Regions from separate parts of the Homo sapiens genome. Here region 2 is linked to region 1. Evidence: read pairs that join two places in POLR2A ChIA-PET (ENCODE). Cell type or tissue: MCF 10A. All regions are shown on one strand. Each heading gives the region's core, and the rest is flanking DNA. Links, peaks and the distances in the headings are about the cores only.

The links. Peaks named below come from ENCODE experiments on the same cell type or tissue, not always from the same donor. Only the 100,000 strongest peaks of a DNase experiment are listed, where the experiment ranks them.
Region 2: POLR2A ChIA-PET joins it to region 1 with 7 read pairs; 7 of 35 experiments call an interaction of 5 or more read pairs at or near these places.

Annotation. Positions count from the first base shown.
Region 1 is chr9:128,680,638-128,684,993 of GRCh38, forward strand. It overlaps a transcript of DYNC2I2 not described here and a transcript of SET not described here. Among named protein-coding and RNA genes, the nearest start is that of SET, 6.4 kb to the right of the region's middle. RefSeq lists enhancers at 2,319-2,955, 2,956-3,593, 4,007-4,096. In MCF 10A, for the core only: no CTCF peak of the experiment used is centred there; DNase peaks (open chromatin) are centred at 2,774, 3,164 and 3,854.
Region 2 is chr9:128,605,532-128,609,856 of GRCh38, forward strand. It overlaps SPTAN1 (spectrin alpha, non-erythrocytic 1), which reads left to right. Exons shown (of 57, transcript NM_001130438.3): 32 at 2,073-2,172; 33 at 2,321-2,518; 34 at 2,599-2,745; 35 at 3,343-3,446; 36 at 3,591-3,753; 37 at 4,120-4,134. Among named protein-coding and RNA genes, the nearest start is that of DYNC2I2, 49 kb to the right of the region's middle. In MCF 10A, for the core only: no CTCF peak of the experiment used is centred there; a DNase peak (open chromatin) is centred at 2,450.

The DNA.
Region 1 (4,356 bases), core at 357-4,356:
AAGTGCTGGGATTACAGGTGTGAGCCACCGTGCCCAGCCTATTATTATTATTTTTGAGACAGGGTCTCACTCCGTCGCCCAGTCTGGAGTGCGGTGGCGTGATCTCGGTTCACTGCAACCTCCACCTTCTGGGTTCAAGTAATTCTCCTGCCTCAGCCTCCTGAGTAGCTGGGATTACAGGCGTGTGCCACCACGCCCAGCTAATTTTTGTATTTTTTAGTACAGACTGGGTTTCATCATGTTGGCTGGGTTGGTCTCAAACTCCTGACCTCAAGTGATTTGCCCACCTTGGCCTCCCAAAGTGCTGGGATTACAGGCGTGAGCCGCCACACCTAGCTTGTTTTTGTACTTTATACAAAAGAAATCACATGGTGTATACTATTTTGTGTCTTTGTCTTTCACTCAACATTATATTTGTAGGCTGCATTCACATCATTCCGAGTACCAGTCATTCATTTCTTTTCTTTTTTAGAGACGGAGTCTCACTCTGTCACCCAGGCTGGAGTGCAGTGGCGCAGTCTCGGCTCACTGCAACCTCAGCCTCCCGGGTTCAAGTGATTCTCCTGCCTCAGCCTCCCGAGTAGCTGGGACTACAGGTGCGTGCCACCACTCCAGGTTAATTTTTGTATTTTTAGTAGAGACAGGGTTTCACCATGTTGGCCAGGCTGGTCTTAAACTCCTGACCTCAGGTGATCCACCTGCCTTGGCCTCCCAAAGTGCTGGGATTACAGGTGTGAGCCACCTCGTCTGGCCCATTTATTTTCATTGCTTTGTAACTTTCCTTTCCTTGAATATCTCACAATGTATTCATTCTACCTTGGACAGACATTTGCATTGTTTCCAGTTTGTCTATTATGAATCTTGCTGCTGTGAACATTCTTGTCTATTATGAATCTTGCTGCTGTGAACATTGGTGCACGTTATGCATATCTGTTGGAGATGTAGGGAGGAGTACCATTGCTCGGTCACAAAGCATGAACACATTCAGCTTGGGTAGTCTTGGCATGCAGTTTTCCACCTTAGTTGTACCAATCTACCTTCTATTAGCTGTTGTGCTTTTGTTTTTTGCCTTACTCATTTTTATGCCCTAACAGACCCCCAATAACAGTGGCCTTTGTGACCCCCAGACAAGCGGCTTTCTAAAAATTCTTCTAGGTTGGGTGCGGTGGCTCACACCTGTAATCCCAGCACTTTGGAGGCTGAAGCAGGAGGATCACTTAAGGTCAGGAGTTCAAGACCAGCCTGGCCAACGTGGTGAAAACCCATCTCTACTTAAAATACAAAAATTAGTCACGCCTAGTGGCGGTGCCTGTAACCCCAGCTACTCAGGAGGCTGAGACAGGAGAATTGCTTGAAACTGGGAGGTGGAGGTTGCAGTGAGCCAAAGATTATGCCACAGCACTCCAGCCTGGATGACAGAGTGAGACTTTTTTTTTTTTTTTTGACAGTCTCGCTCTGTCGCTCAGGCTGGCGCAATCTCCACTCACTGCGATCTCCGCCTCCTGGGTTCTGGCCATTCTCCTGCCTCAGCCTCCCGAGTAGCTGGGACTACAGGTGCCTGCAACCACGCCCGGCTAATTTTTTGTATTTTTAGTAGAGGTGGGGCTTCACCGTGTTAGCCAGGACGATCTCGATCTCCTGACCTCGTGATCCACCCGCATCAGCCTCCCAAAGTGCTGCGATTACAGGCATGAGCCACCGCACCTGGCCCAGAGTGAGACTCTTTCTATAAATAAATAAATAGTAAAAATTCTTCTGGTCTGGTGTGGTGGCTTATGCCTGTAATACTAGCACTTTGGGAGGCTGAGGTGGGCAGTTGGCTTGGGACCAGGAGTTGGAGACCAGCCTGGGCAACATGGCCAAACCCTGTGCCTACTAAAAATACAAAAAATTAGCCAGGCATGGTGGTGACGTCTGTAGTCCCAGCTACTCAGGAGGCTGAGGTGGGAGGATCACCTGAGCCTGGGAAGTTGAGGCTGCCGTGAGCCATGATCACTAATGTACTTGAGCCTCAGAGACAGGATGGGACCTTGTCTTTTTTTTTTTTTTTTTTTTTGAGACGGAGTCTCGCTCTGTCGCCCAGGCTGGAGTGCAGTGTTGCGATCTCAGCTCACTGCAAGCTCCGCCTCCCGGGTTCACACCATTCTCCTGCCTCAGCCTCGTGAGTAGCTGGGACTACAGGTGCCCACCTCCACGCTCGGCTGATTTTTTTGTATTTTTAGTAGAGACGGGGTTTCACCATGTTAGCCAGGATGGTCTCGATTTCCTGACCTCGTGATCCGCCTGCCTCAGCCTCCCAAAGTGCTGGGATTACAGGCTTGAGTCACTGCGCCCGGCTGGGACCTTGTCTTAAAAAAAAAAAAAAGTCTTTTTTTGAGACAGGGTCCCGCTCTGTCGCCTAGGCTGGAGTGCAGTGGCACGATCTCGGCTCACTGCAACCTCCACCTCCCAGGTTCAAGCGATTCTCCTGCCTCAGCCTCCCAAGTAGCTGGGATTACAGGTGCCCACCACCACGCCCAGCTAAAATAAACCCTCTTCTCTTAACTTGTATCCCTTTCTGAAACAAGTGAAGAATGAATAAATACTCCAAGTCTCCAAAGTTTCCTGCTTTTCCCTCTTTCTCTGTAATTCTTTCTTTCTTCTTTTTTTTTTTTTTAAAGCAGGCATCTAATTCCTTTGTAATTCTTGATTGGGAAATCTTTTTTTCAACATTAATCTATCCCTTCAAGCAGAGACAAGGGAGGTCAGGAAGGAGTTAGCGAAACCGGGCAGTGGGGGTGTGGTTTACTGAGGAATGTTCCAAGCTTAGGTGAGGCAACAGCACGTGTTTAAATCTTTTGGAGGCCAAAGGAAAAAAAAAAGAGGATAAGTTCTCAGTAGGGGCAGGCCTGTCTACCTGGGGGTTTGGGAACGAACTGGGGGATAGGCTGCGGGGGTTTCACGTGAAACCAGGAGGTCTAGAAAGCACAGGGATCCTCTCCTCAAGGAAGAACTTGCCCCCTCCCCCAAAGCCAAGAGTGCCCCTGCAGAGCGAGGCAGAGAGCAACTAAAAGAAATTTCTCCTGATTGGAGGGTGGGTGGGATGAGGCTGGGGGAGGGGGCCGGGGTGTGTGTCCCACTGTCATGTAAATATCCCTTCCAGGCAGGGCGGCTCCAGTGCAGATTTAAGCCGCTGGCACCTGGGGCAGTCTCAGTGTTCAGCCTGCTTCCGGACGGGCGAGGAGACTCGTGGTCTGGTTCTGGGACTTCCCTAACAGCATGGCCCCTAAACGCCAGTCTCCACTCCCGCCTCAAAAGAAGAAACCAAGACCACCTCCTGCTCTGGGACCGGAGGAGACATCGGCCTCTGCAGGCTTGCCGAAGAAGGGAGGTACGTTTCTGCGCTAAGTTTTATTGGAGATTTAAGGGATTTGCAAGGATTGACTCTCTGATTTTTACCCCCCAATCCCTCTTGAGATGTGACCCCTAAGCACCCCCAAAGGGTTTTAAACCTGGGATGGTGGATTAAGTTTGCGTGAAGAACCAGAAGGGACTAGACTGGGAGAACGGGAGTGCACGGGAGCTCATCCCTGCCCCCAACTCAACACTGACCCCTGAGCTTGTCTCCCCAGCCCCCAAACTTCCTCCTCTGGGGCTCCCTTTCTTGGCAAGGGGCACTGCCAGCCAGCCTGAGGCCCCTCCTTCACCCCTCCACATCCAGCCAAATCCCCGATTCCTGGTGGTTCTACCTCAGTATCTCTCAGATCTGTCCACCTCTCTCTCTGTTCTTGCTGCCGACGGCGGCCCACAACTCTGGCCTGAATCTCTGCCACCTCCTCATCTTGGCTTCCAGCTTCCTCCTCCTCCCCTTCAGCCTGAGCATAGCCAATCACGTGGCCCACTCCCCGGCTTAAACCCCTCCCTTGCCTCCCCGCGTCCTCCAGGTGCTCAGAAACTTCTCTGGCCCGCCAACCCGGTCCCCGCCGACCTCTCCTGGTTCACACTTCTGAGACTCCCCACCTGGAGGCCTCCCTCAAGGTGGTACCCTTCACCTTGACCTCTTGGGACTCTACCCTCTGATCTCGGGGCCTAGACACCCACTTGCCCTTTCCTCTCCTTACCTGTGCACCACCTCCAGCTCTCTGCTGGAAAGTCACTTCCTGTGGGCAATCTGTGAGCCCCAACACTTGGGAGTTAGGAGTCCCAGAGTCATGCTGCCTCACCCTCTTGTCATTACATTGTAACCAGCAGTTTCATGCCTGCCCTTCCCCCCATTAAACTTAGAGGTGAGGGCTGCATTTTGGGAGACGTAGCTGGAGCTGGATAGAGAGTTGACTGTTCTGGTGACTAGGTCTGGCTCATAGGGGAGGGTTGTGG
Region 2 (4,325 bases), core at 1-4,000, 75 kb before region 1:
TCATTTTTATTGTGAAAATAGTACATGCTCAGCAGGGTACAATGGCTCACACCTATAATCCAAGCACTTTGGGGGGCCAAGGCAAGCGAATTGCTTGAACTCAGGAGCCGGAGACCAGCCTGGGCTACATGGCGAAACCCTATTTCTATTATAAAATTTTAATTTAAAAATCAAAAACGGCCAGGCACAGTGGCTCACGTCTATAACCCCAGCACTTTGGTAGGCCAAGGCGGGCAGATCACCTGAGGTCAAGAGTTCAAGACCAGCCTGGCCAACATGGCGAAATGCCGTCTCTACCAAAAGTACAAAAATTAGCCAGGTGTGGTGGCAGGCATCTGTAATCCCAGCTACTCAGGAGGCTGAGGCAGGAGAATCGCTTGAACCTGGGAGGCGGAGGTTGCAGTGAGCCAAGATCGTGCCACTGCACTCCAGCCCGGGCAACAAGAGTGAAACTCCATCTCAAAAAAAAAAAAAAATTAAAAACAGAAAAAAGTAGTACATAATCAATGTAAAATAGTCAAACTACTGAATGCCATATTGTTAAAAATAAGTCTCTGCAGCCGGGCACGGTGGCTCACGCCTGTAATCCCAGCACTTTGGGAAGTCAAAGCAGGTGGATCACGAGGTCAGGAATTCAGGACCAGCCTGGCCAATATGGTGAAACCCCATCTCTACTAAAAATACAAACCAGCCGGGCGTGGTGGCACACTGGCACACACCTGTAATTCCAGCTACTCGGGAGGCTGAGGCAGGAGAATCATTTGAACCTGGAGGCGGAGGTTGCAGTGAGCCGAGATCGCACCACCGTACTCTAGCCTGGGCGATGGAGCAAGACTCTGCCTCAAAAAAAAAAAAAAAAAACAAGTCTCTACTTTCCTATCCAAGTATGGGCATACTCCCTCTCATCTCCTTGCCATATGACATTATATTTTTCCCTAGACATATATATATATATATTTTTTTTTTGGGGGGGGAAGCGTTTCGCTTTTGTGCCCAGGCTGGAGTGCAGTGGTGCGATCTCAGCTCACCGCAACCTCCGCCTCCTGGGTTCAAGCGATTCTCCTGCCTCAGCCTCCCAAGTAGCTGGGATCACAGGCATGCACCACCAAGCCCGGCTAATTTTGTATTTTTTTTAGTAGAGGCGGGGTTTCTCCATGTTGGTCAGGCTGGTCTCGAACTCCTGACCTCAGGTGATCCACCCACCTCGGCCTCCCAAAGTGCTGGGATTACAGGCGTGAGCCACTGCGCCTGGTTGTCTTTTTCTTCTTTTTATTGAGGTAAAAGCCACGTAACATACAATTAACTACTTTAAAATGTGCAATCCAATGACATTTAATGTATTCACGGTGTTGTGCAGCCACCCCTCTCTAGTTTTGGAACATTTTCATTGCCCTAGAATAACATTCCTTAACTAATCACCCCCTCTTCTCTCTTCCCCACCCACTAGGAATCCTTTATCTGCTTTCTATGTCTATGGATTTGCCTCTTCTGGACATGTCATATAAAAGGAATCATACCATATCTGACCTTACACACTCAGTTTTGTGCCCTTGTGGTTGTACAGCTGTGAGAAACTGGATCAAATGTATGCCCAGGCCTAGGGCTTCAAGGGTTAATCCTAAAGAAAGGCTTTTTCTTTTTTTTCTTTTTTTTTTAGAGACAGGGTTGCACCACATTGCCCAAACTGATCTTGAATTCCTGAGCTCAAGCGATCCTCCTGCCTCAGCCTCCCAAAGTGCTGGGATTACAGGCATGAGCCACCACGCCTGGCCAACAAAAGCTTTTTCATTTGAAGCTATCAAAGACTTAATTGTAGCTAGAACTTGTTATTCTGGAGGGTGAAAAGATCTTAATTATAAGCCTACTGACTTTTCCTCTGAGAAATTCGGACTTTTAAAAAAATAACAAGAAGTTTTTTAACACTTTGCCCAAAGACCTAGCCTCATTCAGTAGATCAGATTAACCCAAGATAACTTTCTGAGGCAAGAATTATGTCATTCTCTGTTTTCCTGGGCAGAAGATCTCCTTACCAGGTAATATAATAGCTATTTTTCTGGGGTGCTGGTTTCCAGGGACCTCATGTCTTGGATCAATGGAATACGGGGGTTGGTGTCCTCAGATGAGCTAGCCAAGGATGTCACCGGAGCTGAGGCATTGCTGGAGCGACACCAGGTGGGTGGACCTGCCTGCTGAGTAGCAAAGACGTGGCTGCTCTGCAGGGCCCTAGAGGCCTCATTCCCACCCTTTGTGGTGAGTCGGTGGTTGACGTCAGAGTGGGCATCTGCTGCCAGTTACCTAATCCCTTCCCTCCTTTTGGCAGGAACACCGGACAGAAATCGATGCCAGGGCTGGCACTTTCCAGGCATTTGAGCAGTTTGGACAGCAGCTGTTGGCTCACGGACACTATGCCAGCCCTGAGATCAAGCAGAAACTTGATATTCTTGACCAGGAGCGTGCAGACCTGGAGAAGGCCTGGGTTCAGCGCAGGATGATGCTGGATCAGTGCCTTGAACTGCAGGTGTGTGTGCTCCTGGTTTCTGACCAAGTGTTTCCTTGCTGAAGGGCCTCATTTTCTCACCTGCCTCTTGCCCTCTTTAGCTGTTCCATCGGGACTGTGAGCAAGCTGAGAACTGGATGGCTGCCCGGGAGGCCTTCTTGAATACCGAAGACAAAGGAGACTCACTGGACAGCGTAGAGGCTCTGATCAAAAAACATGAAGACTTTGACAAAGCGATTAACGTCCAGGTGAGGCCTCTGGACCATGGAGTTGGAGTCTGGATTTTTCCTGATTGACATCTGTTTCTTGGCTTATATAGTCACTGTTATATCTCCAAGGAATACCTGCGTTGTCTAAGAAAAATATGTACATAAATAATCTTTAAAACTTTATAGATTCTGGTATTTCTGAGATTTTAATAATGGGGGTGCCACAGGAAAAAAAAATATTATCAAAGGGATGGAAAACAAATGTGTGGGTAGGTAAGGGAATAATGAACAAACAACAAGGAAGATGTAAAACTGTTTGATTTATACGTCACTTTGCTGTAAATCTGACAGCATTTTCCTATTATCAGGCTTAATTTTGTTCTGTTCTGATATTCTAACACCTGCCCCACCTGAGTGACCTGGAGACTTCTTGAGTTAAACTCTACTCTAGTAATGAATGAAATCAAGCTTTCTTTTGGCATTTTACACTCTTGCTTCTAAAGTGTCAGTGTATTCTGATCCTGCCACCAGCTAGTTCTCAGTCACCCAAAATAACTATCCTTTTCTCAAGACTGGCAGTCCAGGCAGGGCCCAGCCACAGGCCCACCTTGATCTCATGCCTTTGTTTTCTGACAGGAAGAGAAGATTGCTGCTCTGCAGGCCTTTGCCGACCAGCTCATCGCTGCCGGCCATTATGCCAAGGGAGACATTTCTAGCCGGCGCAATGAGGTCTTGGACAGGTGGGTGTCCTGTGGCACTGACATAGTCACCAGCCCTGAGAGGATGCATCCCCTCATACGAAGGCCCAGGCCTGTTCTGTCTCCCCACTTCCTTCTCCACGGTAAGATATGCTCATGTTGGATCTCATGGTTTCACTCTTTCAGGTGGCGACGTCTGAAAGCCCAGATGATTGAGAAAAGGTCAAAGCTAGGAGAATCTCAAACCCTCCAACAGTTCAGCCGGGATGTGGATGAGATTGAGGCTTGGATCAGTGAAAAATTGCAAACAGCGAGTGATGAGTCGTACAAGGATCCCACCAACATCCAGGTAAGCTGAAGTGACTGGGTGTTGGTCTTGATGTAGCCTTATGTTATTGAGTAGATTTTGTTAAATAAAGCATTTATAAAACAATCTCCTTGCACCCATGGGAAGTCAGTGAGAAATATTTCAGTAAGCCCAGCCAGTGGGAAAGCCCTAGTCAAGTTTCAGAGCCATTTAAAAGTTGCCTTCCTCATTTGTCTCCATTAAAACTATTTCTGCTGTAATAAAAGTCTATAGAATCCCCCTTCTATTACTGTTCCCAAATGCTGAGCTTCCTGGGGGAAGTATGACAAAATGAGTTTCTATTTAATAGCTGATATGTGTGTCCACATCAGTGTACTGAACTCTTGTTCTTTTAATCTGTTTTTGTAGCTTTCCAAGCTGCTGGTAAGTTTTTAATTTTTTTAAGAGTTGTAGTTAAATGAGCTCCAGTATTTGTGTTACTCTGCGTAGATTATTGTTATTATTGTGGTCACACGGTTTGCTGGTGTCTCTTCATCCATCCTTTTCATTTCTAATCATCCATTACACTCCATTCAAGTGTCCCTGTGGGATGTGGCTTTTTCTGTTGTAATTAG